Linked DNA regions of Mus musculus: all the other regions are linked to region 5. The links are chromatin contacts, found by POLR2A ChIA-PET in ENCODE. All regions are on one chromosome and are shown on one strand. Each heading gives the region's core, a stretch centred on a gene start or an enhancer-like site at or near the end of the contact. The rest is flanking DNA. Distances are from core to core; before and after follow the strand shown.

Region 1 (2,700 bases), core at 49-2,548, 170 kb before region 5:
TTTGTTTCTTTCCAGACTTATTCTGTGGCTGGCCTCTCCCCTACCCTGGGTTTGGGGTTCCCCTTTAGAGACTCCAAGAAGATCCACCCAGGTCTGGCCTGTCAATGGTTTGTCTCTGGCTGGCCCTCTCTAGACAAATGATTTACTGTCTCTGTGTGAATAAAAGGAATATTTTATCATAAGGACAGAATAACAAATCCATAGAAAGCTCTTGACAAGAAAATCTTGTGTGTTCTGAGAATCTGTATTTCTGTCCCCTTCTAACAGTCTAGTAGTAGACTGCTAGGTGGTACCATAGGTAGATGGGTGGATGGGATGTGTGGATGGATGGGTGGGTGGGTGGATGGATGGGTGGATGGATAGATGAGTGGATGGGTGGGTGGGTGGGTGGGTAGATGGATAGATGAGTGGATGGGTGGGTGGGTGGATGGGTGGGTGGGTGGGTGGGTAGATGGATAGATGAGTGGATGGGTGGGTGGGTGGGTAGATGGATAGATGAGTGGATGGGTGGGTGGATGGATGGGTGGATGGATAGATGAGTGGATGGGTGGGTAGGTAGGTAGGTAGATGGATGGGTGGGTGGATTGTGGGTGGTGGGTGAATGGGTGGATGGGTAGATGGGTGGATAGATAGATAGATGGGTGATTTCTTCTTCTAGTTGGATCCTCATCCCAGGATGAGTATCTGCCACCACACTCCTAAGAACCTCAGGGAAGACCATCTCCCTTTGTTTCTGTTAGTGTCCATCCGCCAGCATGGAGCACCATCTACCTGCCAGCCTTTGCCAAATATAGGTGCATATTTGTAGGGTTTAGGATGGAAGCCAGGGTCTTACCATGCAGGTTGGCTGGGCAACAGTCAATTTTCATTGTCCACTTGAGGCAACCAAGGACTACCAGGGAATGGCGTCTCAGTGAGGGACTGTAGCGTAGGTGGATGTGGGCCTGTCTGTGTGGGATCACCTTTGTGCTCTGTTATTGTTTGAGTCGGGGTCTCTCTATTATGCGGCCCTAGCTATCCTAGAACTCGATCTGTAGACTGGGTTGGTCAACTTAAAGAGATCCACCTGCTTTTGCCTCCCGAATGCTGGGATTAAAGTCATGCACTATCATAACTGGCCAAGGGGTTCTCTGTTGTGTTACCTTGGGTGGGAAGAAGACTGGTACATTGTCCCTGGATTTGGGTCCTGAACTGTGTGAATAGAGAAGGCATGGGAGGGGGCTGTGTAGACAGCTCAGTAGTTAAGGGCAGCCACAGCTCCCAGCAACTGCAGCTCACAGCCACCTGTGACTCCAGCTCCTGTGATCTGCCTCCCCCTTCTGGCCTGAGAAAGTACTGCACGTACACACGCAAGACACTGCCCCACTCTCAACTAAAAACAAAACTAAAATGTAAAAAGAAAGAGTGGGGAAAAGTCAGCTGAGTTCAAGCAAGAGTGCAAGCTGGGTAGTCACAAGCAAGCTTGCGAGCCGAGTTGTCATGAACCCTTTCCCCCTAGCTCTCTTCACCTCGGTATTTTATTCCAGCAACCAAAACGGGTCCCGCTGCCGCCCGTGCCTCAGATCCCAGTCTGTGTGTTCACACGTGCACGGGTGACGTCAGAGGTTCTCAATTCCTCTCACACTATTTGTTTGGAAATTTGTTTAGTTTTACTTTATGCATTTGAATGTTGTGGCTGCATGTCTGTCTGTGCACCACGTGGCAACCTCAGAGGTCAGAGAGGACGTGGGATCCCCTTGAAGCTCGACTTACAGATGACTGTGAGGCCCCTGGTGGGTGCTGGGAACAAACCTGGATCCTCTGTGCTCACAGACAGTGCTGTAACCGCTGAGCTGAGTGTCCCTCTTGCCCTGATCCACCTTTTTCTTTTTTTTCTTTTTTTTTTTCCTTTGAGTAGAGTCTCTCAGGAGACCTGCGTCTCACCGATTAGGGCCAGGCAGGGTTGTCTTGGGATCTGCCTGTCTCCCAGTCCTCAGCGCTAGGATTTCAGAAGCTCACCTCAACAGCAGACTCTCGTGGGTTTGGAGGATTCAAACTCGGGCCCTCCTGCTTATCTGAGGTCTTTACTGACAGCTTTCTCCCAGCCTTTGTGACATCCTTCATCTCTAAACCCCACCCGCCCCCAACCAGCTTGCCCATCTGCTGAGAGATCCACCTTTTGCCATGGGATGCTCGTGGTTTGGCCATGCGTGTCGAATCCATGACGCAGCCACAGAGACTGTAAGGATTCCATTTCCTCTTTTGTGCAACTCTGCAGATCCTTAAGCCACTCGAGCAATTTCACTGCCCAAGCGGGAGGCAAAACCAACTCATTGAGGCTTGTGTAAGGGAGGCATTCATGAGGCAGTGAGCTCTCAGGACTTACCCTGGAGCTTTCCGTTCCAGGCTGGTACCGCAGCAGTTCCAGAGGGAACCCTCTCCTACAGAGCAACTCCCAGGTTCTCTTCTGTTCTGGCATTTTTCACTTATCCTACACTTAATGTAAGCCCTGAAGGGGGATGGGGGAAAGAGAGAGACAGAAAGAGAGACAGAGACAGACAGAGACCGAGAGAGAGATACAGAGAGACAGTGACAGAGAGACAGAAACAGAGAGACTGAGACAGAGAGACAGAGACCAAGAGAGAGAGAGAGACAGAGACACAGAGAGAGACTAAGAGAGAGAGAGACAGAGAGAGAAAGAGAGAGAGAGAGAGGAAGGAA
Region 2 (2,700 bases), core at 35-2,534, 150 kb after region 5:
AACAACAACAGTGTACTCATATAAATAAAATAAGTAAATCTTGAGAGAGAGAGAGAGAGAGAGAGAGAGAGAGAGAGAGAGAGAGAGAGAGAGAGAGAGAGAGAGAGAGAGAGAGAGAGAAAGAGCAGGGTGTGGTGCCACAGGCCTTTAATCCCAACACTCAGCTGGCAGAGTCAGGCAGATCTCTGAGTTTGAGGGTAGCTTAGTTTATAGAGTAAGTTCCAGGACATCCAGGGCTACACAGAAAAGCCCTGTCTCAAAAACAAAACATACAAAACAAAACAAAACAACAACAACAAAAAACCCATAAAGAGAAAAAGAATACGAAATTCTTTAAGAATAAATTGTAAGCAGGGCAGTGATGGCGCACGCCTTTGATCCCAGCACTTGGGAGGCAGAGGCAGGCAAACAGAGAAACCCTGTCTCAAAAAACAAAAATCAAAATACAACAACAAAAAAGCGGCGGCGGCGGGGGAGGGGGGGTTGGGATGAAGGAAACCTTCAAGCTGAGTCTATGAGAAAAGTTGTTTAAATTCCAATTTGACATAAAATACTTCTCTAGATTGGGATACTTAACTTTTGACAGATTTTCTTTTAAATAGCAAGTTGCTTTTAAAACAAAGAGTCCCAATCTATTACCCATTATTACAAGGTCATTAGAATAATTTTGCCGCGTGGGGGATGGGCACCAAGCAAACCGCCTAGGTCAGCCTCAGGTACCCTTGACAGTTATGTCCTGACAGTCTTCCCGGAGCGGGGCGTCCCATGAGTGGGACCATAATGGTTAAGATGGAAAGGATGACAGATGACAAAACTGAAGGGCCACAGGTACTAGAGGAGGCGCAGAGTCCTAGCCTTGAGGCCTGGGCTAGATGGGGGTTTACGTCCTGGAGGCGACTACAGAAGCCCCGCCTCCGCCTCACGTCATAAAGCCTCGAGGGCGGGCTTGTCAGAACTCCAACCAATCCTCAAAGGGGCCAATACGTCCGTTTTTCTACATTGACCGATCAGAGCCTTGTAGGGGCGGGACGCGTCTGGCTTTTCTGTCTTCCCTCCCACAGAGTGACGCAAACACGCGGGGCCGGGATTCTCCTATCGCCAACTAATCATCAACGGAAACCTTCTGTCTGTCTTTTTACTCTCGCCAATCAGAAGCCGGAGTAGGTGGGACGCATTTGGTTTTTCCTTGGGCTGCCACTGTGGCCCCACCCCGTTCCTCCGTCGCCTCACACTGCTGCGTTTACGCCTGCGTGTGGGGGCGTGGCCTGCCGTGACGACGCATATAAAAGTGGGCGTCGGCGCCGGCGCCATTTTGCGAACGGCGAGCAGCGGCGGCGGCGCGGGAAGTGCAGCGGAGGTTTTTGCTGGTTTCGGACCCCAGCGGCCGGATGGTGAAATCCTCCCTGCAGCGGATCCTCAACAGCCACTGCTTCGCCAGAGAGAAGGAAGGGGACAAACGCAGCGCCACGCTTCACGCCAGCCGCACCATGCCGCTTCTTAGTCAGCACAGCCGCGGCGGCTGCAGCAGCGAGAGGTGAGAGCCCTGCCCCCGCCGCCGCGAACCTTCCAGAAACAGCGTCCGCGTAGGCCCCAGAGGGCAGCGCAGGACGCGCAGGCCCGGAGCGGGGTCGGCCTCCGGCGCCAGATAAGTCTCGGCAGCGCGAGATCCGCCCCTTTGTGGCGGCCACAATCGCGCAGGGGGCGGGGCGGGGCGGGGCGGGGCCTGTGGAGCGGGTCGCGGACTCGGATTTGGGATTCGAGTGGAATTAGGGAGTCTCAGGTTGAGGAATAGGGTTTGGTTTGATTGGAGGACCGGGAACATTTCGCGAAAATGTAGGATTCGATTTTGGGTTCGAATCGGATTCGGGGGTTGTGAGTTGAGCCTAAGATTTGGGGAGGGATCTGAGAAGAGATTGGAGACTCGAATTTGGGGTCTGCCTCTCGGATATGTGAGCTAGTTCTAATGTCAGGTGGCGAAGTGTTTGTGGTTACCTGTAGGGCGTTTGGGTAATAAATCGTATGCTATGTAGAGGTGGGGCTCGTCCCGGTGTTTGGAGTTCTTTGCAGAATACTGGGATTTTGGGTGCTGTTGGGGAGGAATCCTATTATATTCTTGGGTACATGTTGAGGACTCATTTCTTGGTGGGAGAGTATGGGATCAGATTTGGGGTGTTGAGAAAGAAGCTTGTGTCGGTTTAGGAAGTCACAGGTGGGGAAGCTGGGATGAGGTTTAGGTTGGATTTAGTGATTGCGTGTTGAGGGCTCTAATACTTTGGAGGGATTTGGGTCAGAATTAGGACCTTGGAAGTGGTCAGGCTTGGGGGCTCACAGAGCTATGTTGGAGGACATGGAGGTGGTGTGGTGTGGTGAGTATGATGTGAGGTGACCTTAATCCCTGGTCCACTTGGCAGTTAAAAGTCTGCAGTGGGTGGGATGGAGGGTATCACTTGAAGGGTTCAGAATGGGGACTGGTTTGGGAAGGGCGTCGATATAGGTGGTAGGAACTTTGGATATAGGCTGTGCAGACACCTATAGAGTGGCAGTAGGGAAGAGAGGAGACTTGGGGTTGTCTGACTCTAGAGCATGAGTAGTTAGTGAGGTAGAACTTTGGGGTCACTGGTAGCTGCTGACCAGAGGGTAGGAAGGAGCGAGTGACCTGGTGTGAAGGGAGGATTGGCAGCATGGAGTGGGATGGGCCAC
Region 3 (2,700 bases), core at 48-2,547, 220 kb after region 5:
ACACTTGGTTTATTCAGAGTTAAGGTCAGCACCCTGGGCCTCATGCATGATAGGTGAAGGCTACATGAAGCCTTGCTTCTTAACCTCGGCTGGTCTCCCCGGGATGACCAAACACCTGAGATCATGCTCCGAATTCCCTGAGAGCCAGCAGCCCACTGACCCCAAGGGGAAAGATACCCTGGGAGGTCTGGGCCTACTCAGGGGAAGGGACCTGAAGCAGTGAGGTGACACGCCTGCTTTACTGCCCCAGCAGCGATTTATTGGCCTGCTCTCCTGAGGTCACAGGTCAGTGGGGCCAGCCAGATCCCTGTGCTCTGTCGGGTCCTCACTCTCTTCTGAGATTGAGCTGGACGCAGCAACCCAGGGGAGAGGCCTCGATCCCCAAGCCCTCCATGCTGCCAGACTTCAGGGCGGCTAGGAGGAGACACCCTAACTGGCAGGGAAAACAGTTCAGACCATAAGCACGGTGTCCCGAGGCACAGGTCCCGGTCACATGTTGGCTCGTTCCCGCTGCAGTCGAGAGTTGTAGGCGCGGGACACGGTATTCCAGGCGTCCATGTAGCGGTCCATGCACATGGCGATGCATTTCTGCAAAGCGTGGAGGGGGATCCCTGACTGACGGTCACACGACCCGAGGATCACCCATGAAGGCTGCACCGATCTAGGCACAGAAGCCGGGTCCTCACCCCGCGCACGCGCACAACTTCCTCAGTAGCTAAGGCTAGAGGCCGCGCACGCGCACATCTCTCAACCTCCTAGACGCTCCTGACCCCGCGCCCCTCACCACCCCGGGTTCCCGAGATGTCTCACCTGCTCCGAGTTATCCAAGGAGCCCCCGGGCTTCCCGATGCACTTCCGGAAACACTTGTCCGTCATTCTCTGTGGACACACGCGAGGTCTCAGCGGGGACTCACCCGGGGAACCCCGCCACCAACCCCGGCGCGCCCCGCACCTGGAGCAGCTCCTGCGCGTTGGCCACGGCGATCTGCACTTTCACCTGCTCCATAATGGCCCCCGGGTCCAGCTTCCCGCCACCCGTGCCGCCAAAATCCGAGCCGAAGCCGCTGTCCATGGCTGCTCAGTCAACCGGGCCACGGTCGCGCACACCGACCATACGCCCCGGAAGCCAAGCCGGGGCACCACGGGAAACAGAGGCTGAGTCGATTCCCACAAGGCAGCGCGCGTCGTCAGCAGTCTGACAAAGCTGCGGCCTGAGTCACCATGGAAACAAGTTAAACTACACCTCCCACAAACCCGTGCGCGCCGTGCACTCTGACCTCGGAGGCTCTATGGGAAACTGCAAACTCCTGCTCCCACAAGGCTGTGCGCGCCGTCCCTAAGCACTGTCCTTTGGCTTCTAGAAAGGAAGGAAACCCGAACCACAATTCCCAGAAGGCTGTGCAACTTCCCGCGTGAGCCCACTGACTTTTGACGCCCTGGCAAGGGCTGGACCAGGGTCATTTTGTCCTGGACCTCCCCGCTGCGCATGCGTACAATATAAAATCCTCGCTGCTTTTTTTTTTTTTTTTTAATATGTTTTTTTTTTAAAGTTATACGGATGGTTGTGAGCCACCATGTGGTTGCTGGTATTTGAACTTCGGACCTTCGGAAGAGCAGTCCGGTGCTCTTACCCACTGAGCCATCTTACCAGCCTGCTGCTCCTATCTTAATCTGAAGATCTACTCTGAGGCTGCAGTTAAAGTCAATGTTTATTTGAGTATACAAAAGTTTCCAGTTGTAAAATGTATATTACAAATCATAGGCGTAAAAGAAAAGGTGGAACACACGTTTGGCATGCATCTTATAAAAGAAACAATCTGTAGAGCTGAGCGATGTGCGCAGTGCCGGCGGCTCCCCAGCAGCAGTGCCACTCCGGTAACCATCTCACCTAGCCAGGGCCAGAAACAGACCCCTGAGGACCTGCAGATTACTCTAGACCTGCTCCTCAAATACAAGGAAGCTAGCTCCAGTGCAGAGTACACCTGCCCTGTGGGCAAGGCAGCAGAGCTGCGCAGTGACTGCAGCCAGCCATAACTATCCAGGATCCAACGCCGGTCACAAAGAAAACGGAGGTATCTAGAAGCAGGAGGTGGCTGGTGGGTTCTGGAGGTTGGTGGCAGTGGTGGCATCCTGTGGCCAAGAGCTCTTGCCTTGGGGGAAGACTAGGCCTGGACTCTTCCTACCATCAGCTGTGCCAGGAGAGAGAAAGAACTCGCCCTAGCTCAGTAAAGGAAGCTGCCAGTTGTGGCAGCTCCAGGCCTGAACCCCCAGAGCATCATCCCAGTGAGCTGCGTTACTGACCGATGTAAAAAAATAAATATTCTTTAAAAAAATACCATGTGTCAGTGGTGGGGAGGTGACAGGTGAAACTGGCTGGCTCCTGGCACTAAGTTGCAGGGAAGCAAGTTTCCAGGCCTTGCCATCGAGGTGGGGCACAGAGGGGCCACACAGTATTCATACAGGAGAGGCCAGGAGCATAGCTAGTGTGGCCACACTCATGTGAGCAGTCACTGGCTGGGAACCTGCAGCCTTTGCTCCTGAAGGCACAACGCCCACGGTTTGCCTGTCCCCTTCAGTCTTAGGATGGGAGGCGTCGTCCCATGTGTGAACTCGCTCCTCCTTGGTCCTCCGCTTTAGAAGGGACTAGAACAATTCAGAATCTGGGACCAGAGAAGCCTGTGAATGCCCTGGAGCTGGGGA
Region 4 (2,700 bases), core at 194-2,693, 250 kb after region 5:
GTGAGCAGAGACCTCATGAGGCCACCAGGTGTCGCCGCCGCGCCTCTCACGCCAGGGACATTTCGCATGCTGGGTGGGTGGCGCGGAGGAAGCAGGATGCGTCACCAGACCCGGGATCGGGGGATCCGGGGATCCGGGGAACCGAGCCGCGCGGCCGAGGCCAGGACCCAGGCTGGCGGAGGAGGCGACTCAGGGTGATTCACCGGGAGCCCCCGTGCACCGTGGGAGAATCCCACGCGGGTCTATCTGCCTCGCTCGTGTCCTTGCTGTCGACTACCAGCCCTCAAGCTGTGGCTTGGAACGCCCTTGGAAGCCTCAGTTTCCATTTTGCATAATGCAGATATCAATTCCTTTGCCTGACAAATCTTGGAAAGATAAATGACACGCGTGGAAGAAGGGGCTTGTGCTTCATGCTACGCACTACAAAAATGCCAGGGACATAAGAGCGGCTGCCTTTCAGTCACCTCTCCCCGGGTCAGTACCCTTCGGGTTTTGCCACTTGGCTTCCCCCTCAGGGGTTAAGTGTGGCGAATCGATCTGAGGATAGACGGTGAGGCAGCCGGCAGGGGGCAGGGTCACTCCGCAGAGCGTCTGGAGGGCTCTTCACCTGCGCCTCCCGTGCACACGTGAAATTCTCGGGGTGCCGGGAGGAGGGAGAAAGGGTTCCGGATCTCTCCCCCTGCGATCCCTTAGTGCTCTGCAGCCAGGACCCCTGGGGCACCGCCAAGCCACCTACCACGACCACTAGGAAGCTTCCTGTGTGCCTCTCCTCCCGCGACCCTGGCCTTAGAGGGCTGAGCGTTCTCAAAGCACCTTCGTGCTGGCGATGCTAGGGTGCCTTGGTAGTTCTCACTTTGGGGAGAGGATCCCACCGTCCTCAAACTTACCAAACGTTTACTGTATACCCTAGACGTTATTTAAACACTCTCCAACTCTACAAGGCCGGCAGAACACTTAGTAAGCCTCCTGGCGCATGCACATCCCTTCTTTCAGAGCTTGGGAAAGGCTAGGGACTCTCCGGGGACAGCGAGGGGATTCCAGACAGCCCTCCCCGAAAGTTCAGGCCAGCCTCTCGCGCTGGAAACCCCGCGCGCGGCCTGCGTAGCGCGGCTGCCGGGAAATCAGGAGAGAAACTTCTGTGGTTTTTTTTTTTTTTTTTTTTTTTTTTTTTTTCTCTCTAGAGCTCTCTCTCTAGAGCTCTCTGGCTTTTCTAGCTGTCGCCGCTGCTGGCGTTCACGCTCCTCCCAGCCCTGACCCCCACGTGGGGCCGCCGGAGCTCCGAGCTCCGCCCTTTCCATCTCCAGCCAATCTCAGCGCGGGATACTCGGCCCTTTGTGCATCTACCAATGGGTGGAAAGCGCATGCCTCCAGTGGCCACGCCTCCACCCGGGAAGTCATATAAACCGCTCGCAGCGCCCGCGCGCTCACTCCGCAGCAACCCTGGGTCTGCGTTCATCTCTGTCTTCTTGGATTAATTTCGAGGGGGATTTTGCAATCTTCTTTTTACCCCTACTTTTTTCTTGGGAAGGGAAGTCCCACCGCCTCCGGAAGGCCTCCGACACTTCTGGTCGCACGGGAAGGTTTTTTTGCCTCTTGGGTTCGTATCTGGACTTGTACTTTGCTCTTGGGGATCTTCCGTGGGGGTCCGCTGTGGAGTGTGACTGCATCATGACCCTGGAAGAGCTGGTGGCGAGCGACAACGCGGTTCAGAAGTGAGTACAACAGAGGCTGAGGTCTTCTCGCCCGCCGCCTGAGGTCTGCGGGGCTGTCATCGGCTAATCTCCCCATTTGGCCTTTTAGGATGCAGGCGGTGACTGCCGCGGTGGAGCAGCTGCTGGTGGCCGCGCAGCGTCAGGATCGCCTCACCGTGGGGGTGTACGAGGCGGCCAAACTGATGAATGTGTGAGTCAGCACCCCCCTTTCTCGGGCGTGGGTGGGGGCGCCCCTCTGATGCACGCGCGCTCCAACATCCCTATAGGGCTCGGGGCTTTGGGGGACTTTCCCAGCGCTCTCGGTTTTGGGGAGTGGAGGGCGACATTTCTCAGAGAATTTTTTTTGGGGAGGAGGAAAGAGAGTCGCTGCAGAACCCTGACTTCGCAAGTTTGAGGTTTTGTGTTTTTTGTTTTGACAAGGCAACCCCAGTAACTTTGGACTATGTGCTTCCTCCCCCACCGCCATCAGTATTTGCATAGTCGGCCACCCCAGCACCCGTGCAGTACTGCGGCTGGGGGGCTGTTCTTATATACACTCCTGATGCACGATGGGTCTTGTCCACCCTTCCCGCCTGCGGTTCCTGGAGCTCATATCCCCCTATCCCACCCCGTGCACGGTGACACCCGCTCCTGGTCTGACGACCCCCTGACACTCCTTCTCTCCTGCAGGGACCCCGACAGCGTGGTCTTGTGCCTCCTGGCCATAGACGAAGAAGAGGAGGATGATATCGCTCTGCAGATTCACTTCACCCTGATCCAGTCGTTCTGCTGCGACAATGACATTGACATCGTCCGGGTATCAGGCATGCAGAGGCTGGCGCAGCTCCTGGGGGAGCCGGCGGAGACATTGGGCACAACCGAAGCCCGAGACCTGCACTGCCTCCTGGTCACGGTGAGCCCTCCCCCCCCCCACGTCTCTGTCTCTCTCTCTCCCCGCCCCACCCACCCGTCCTGGTCACCTGGGTCCCGTGTTTGTCAACATAGCTGG
Region 5 (2,700 bases), core at 95-2,594:
TCCCCTCTGATCCCAACCAACCGCACAGGCCAGCTTGAGACTACAGTGGACAGATACAGGGTTTCCCTGGAACTATATACACAGAAGTAGGGGAGACGGGGCTGAGAGACTGCAAGGAACATCCAGCCACTGACCACAAGCCAACCTAGGGGAGCTCACAAAAGAGAGAGCTAGGACCTGCTGACGTGCTTTCATCCAGAACAAGGCCAACCTGGGGGACACAGAAAGTGTGGGATCACATACAGAAAGTGGGTGGGGAGCACAAGACTGAGATCAGGCTGATGGCGAGGGACATAGAGCCACCAATCAGTGGTGGGAGTGGGTCCTGAAAGAAAGAGCTACTAGGCAGCCGGGGACAGGTTGTAGCCTGCAACAAGCACACACTGCAGGAAACAAATGTAAAGTCCATCAGAGACCACATACAGAGGTAGGAAAGCCCGGGCTGAGAAACTGCTAGGGACACAGCCACAGATCACAGGGGAGCCTGGGGCAGTTCATGAAGAGTTAGTAGGCAGCTAGAAGCAAGGCTGCAGCTTACTGACTCTCCCAACCAGCACAAGACAGGCCTGGAAGTTGCAAGGAACAGAAACACTCGATTTGCCTAGGATCACACACAGAAACAGACGACTGTGATCGGGCTAACTGCAAGGGACACAGAGCCACCAATCACAAGCCTGGGGGTGGGGGTTGAGGGTCCTAGAAGAGAGAGCTACTAGGAGGATGGGGACAGGGCTGCGGCCTGCTGACCCCCACCACCTCCAGCACAAAAGTCCAATGCAAGCACCCCTCCCAAGCCCTGCACCAGCCTCCCGAGTAGGCTCTGCTTATCCGTCGCACCCGTCACTGCAATGGGACCCCCGGACAGGACCCCTCACCTTGAACGAACGGTGGAAGCCCTGAAGTTCGGCTGTTCTCTTCTGCACCATCTTCAGTCCGGGCCCCACCAGCGGGGGAGGGGACGCGGGGCCCGGGGGGCGGCTTGGGAGGCGACCCTGCGGGCGGAGGAGACAAAGGACCGAGGCTGAGAGAGGCGCTCGGCCGGGCGGAGGCGGCCGGGGCTCGGCGGAGCTCCCGCGCCTGACTCGGGCTTCCTTCCTCCCTCGGAGAATGTCGCCCTTGGCGCCGCGCTCACCGGGGTCGGACACCGGCCGGGGTCGCAGCGCCGTCACCTCACCTAGCACAGCCCGGACCCCGCTCCGAGGACTGCGCGGGGAACAGCGCCGCCACAGCCACCGCTGCTGCTGCCGCCGCCGCCGCCGCCGCCGTCGCCGCCGCCGCCGCCGCCACCGCCGCCACCACCGCCACCACGGACCCCTCCACTGGGCCGCTGCCGCCGAGAGGAGCCGCGCGCGCGGCCGGCGCGGCCACCTTTATAGGCGCGGTCCCGAAGTTACCCCGCCCCTCCGCACCAGTCTCCGCCTTTCTCAGGGAACAGAGGAGGCGGAGCTTCCAGGAGCGTCGAAGGCCGCAGCGAGAAGAGCACGCCGGGGAATGCAGAATACGGCTGCGCGCTCCCGTTTAAGGGGCGGAGCTTAGCGGGGAGCGGAGTGGAGCTGCGCAGCGACCGTGTTGGCGACTCCAAACACGGCTGCGCACTTCGAGCTGGCAGGGGGAAGGGGAGATTCCGAGGGAAGTGGGGCGCGAAGCTTCAAGCGCGCCTGCGCACTCCCACGGTGGGGGCGGAGCGTGAAAAGATACTCGACTGCAGCCGCGTGACCTGGCTGGGGGGTGGGAGAGGACTGTGTGGAGAGGCTGGTGACCAGCCTCCGGAGTCGCCTGCGCCTGCGCAGAAGGGTACTGAAGGCTTCAGTTTGGGCCGTGAGGCCGCCTTCTCCTGTGTCACAGTTGGCCCGCTGGCTTGCGCGCTGCAGGTTCTGCTCCCTGTCCTTGAGCCGGGTGCCGCGTTCAGCTGCCGAAGGAGGGCAAGCCAGCCCTAATTTTACTGAATACTGATGCCCTTGTCCTGTGCTCCAGCTCTGCAATCCGTGATGAACCCTTCTTGAACCTCTTGGGTCCTTTGCAGCCCTCGGTGGGGATAGCTGGGACAAGAAGGGGCTAGGATCCCCGATTCAGGTTCGGATACAGTCAGACCGCGTTGTGCCTGCTGCCTCGGCTGCTTCCGTGCACAAAGAGGTTGTTTTCCCTCTTCAGGGTAGTTTGTCTACAAGTTTTTACCACCACCCTCTACTGAGGCTGGAGCCTCATGAACCTCAAGCAGCTCTTTGTGTGTTTGTGTGCACTCACACAGGTCCTCGTCCGTGTGAGTGTGTGTGCCTTATGCATACAGGTGCCTGGAAAGTCAGAAGAGAGGTGAAATTACACGATGCCTGATGTGGGTGCTGGGCTGTACCCTGGGTTCTCTGTAAGAGTAACAGTTTGGCTTAACTTATGAGTCATCTGTCTGACTCCCGAGCCTCATTGTCGTCATTAGTGATTGCATTGGCAGAAATGTTTGTCTCTAATTCAGATTGTCATGCCTGTACAAGGTTCATTACCTGGACAGATTTGGGCAGGGGATAGAACTTCAGCTCAAGGCAGTCAGGGATCAATTCCTGGCAGACTCAAACAAGGGTCTCTACTCAGCTGTTAAAGGAGTTTGCCACCAATTATAGCCTGAGCCCATTCCTGGGACACATGTAAGAGAAATAGCTTCTACCTGTGGCTAGCTGTAGCATGTGTGTGTGTGTCCACGGGGGCCAG

Evidence for each region. ChIA-PET counts read pairs that join two places held with the same protein, here RNA polymerase II (POLR2A).
Region 1: POLR2A ChIA-PET joins it to region 5 with 12 read pairs in embryonic stem cell. The contact joins the enhancer-like site here to the promoter of Mknk2 in region 5. POLR2A ChIA-PET finds 5 or more read pairs at or near these places in 4 of 5 experiments (Patski and embryonic stem cell).
Region 2: POLR2A ChIA-PET joins it to region 5 with 10 read pairs in embryonic stem cell. The contact joins the promoter of Oaz1 here to the promoter of Mknk2 in region 5. POLR2A ChIA-PET finds 5 or more read pairs at or near these places in 3 of 5 experiments (Patski and embryonic stem cell).
Region 3: POLR2A ChIA-PET joins it to region 5 with 12 read pairs in embryonic stem cell. The contact joins the promoter of Timm13 here to the promoter of Mknk2 in region 5. POLR2A ChIA-PET finds 5 or more read pairs at or near these places in 4 of 5 experiments (Patski and embryonic stem cell).
Region 4: POLR2A ChIA-PET joins it to region 5 with 32 read pairs in embryonic stem cell. The contact joins the promoter of Gadd45b here to the promoter of Mknk2 in region 5. POLR2A ChIA-PET finds 5 or more read pairs at or near these places in 4 of 5 experiments (Patski and embryonic stem cell).

The regions. Positions count from the first base shown.
Region 1 is chr10:80,508,238-80,510,937 of GRCm38, forward strand. The region is part of intron 1 of Onecut3 (one cut domain, family member 3); the gene reads left to right. Among named protein-coding and RNA genes, the nearest start is that of Onecut3, 15 kb to the left of the region's middle. Within about 2 kb of position 1,299, at least 1 of the 3 ENCODE cell types and tissues checked has a DNase peak (open chromatin) inside an H3K27ac peak, as active enhancers do.
Region 2 is chr10:80,825,372-80,828,071 of GRCm38, forward strand. It overlaps Oaz1 (ornithine decarboxylase antizyme 1), which reads left to right and starts at 1,285. Exons shown (of 5, transcript NM_008753.4): 1 at 1,285-1,534. The coding sequence starts at 1,389.
Region 3 is chr10:80,899,672-80,902,371 of GRCm38, forward strand. Timm13 (translocase of inner mitochondrial membrane 13) reads right to left here and starts at 1,298. Exons shown (of 3, transcript NM_013895.4): 1 at 953-1,298; 2 at 811-879; 3 at 1-588. The coding sequence starts at 1,072. The coding sequence ends at 490. It overlaps Lmnb2 (lamin B2), which reads right to left. Exons shown (of 12, transcript NM_010722.5): 12 at 1,692-2,700.
Region 4 is chr10:80,928,648-80,931,347 of GRCm38, forward strand. Gadd45b (growth arrest and DNA-damage-inducible 45 beta) reads left to right here and starts at 1,444. Exons shown (of 4, transcript NM_008655.1): 1 at 1,444-1,712; 2 at 1,801-1,902; 3 at 2,382-2,604. The coding sequence starts at 1,669.
Region 5 is chr10:80,674,949-80,677,648 of GRCm38, forward strand. It overlaps Mknk2 (MAP kinase-interacting serine/threonine kinase 2), which reads right to left and starts at 1,345. Exons shown (of 14, transcript NM_021462.4): 1 at 1,133-1,345; 2 at 876-992. The coding sequence starts at 926.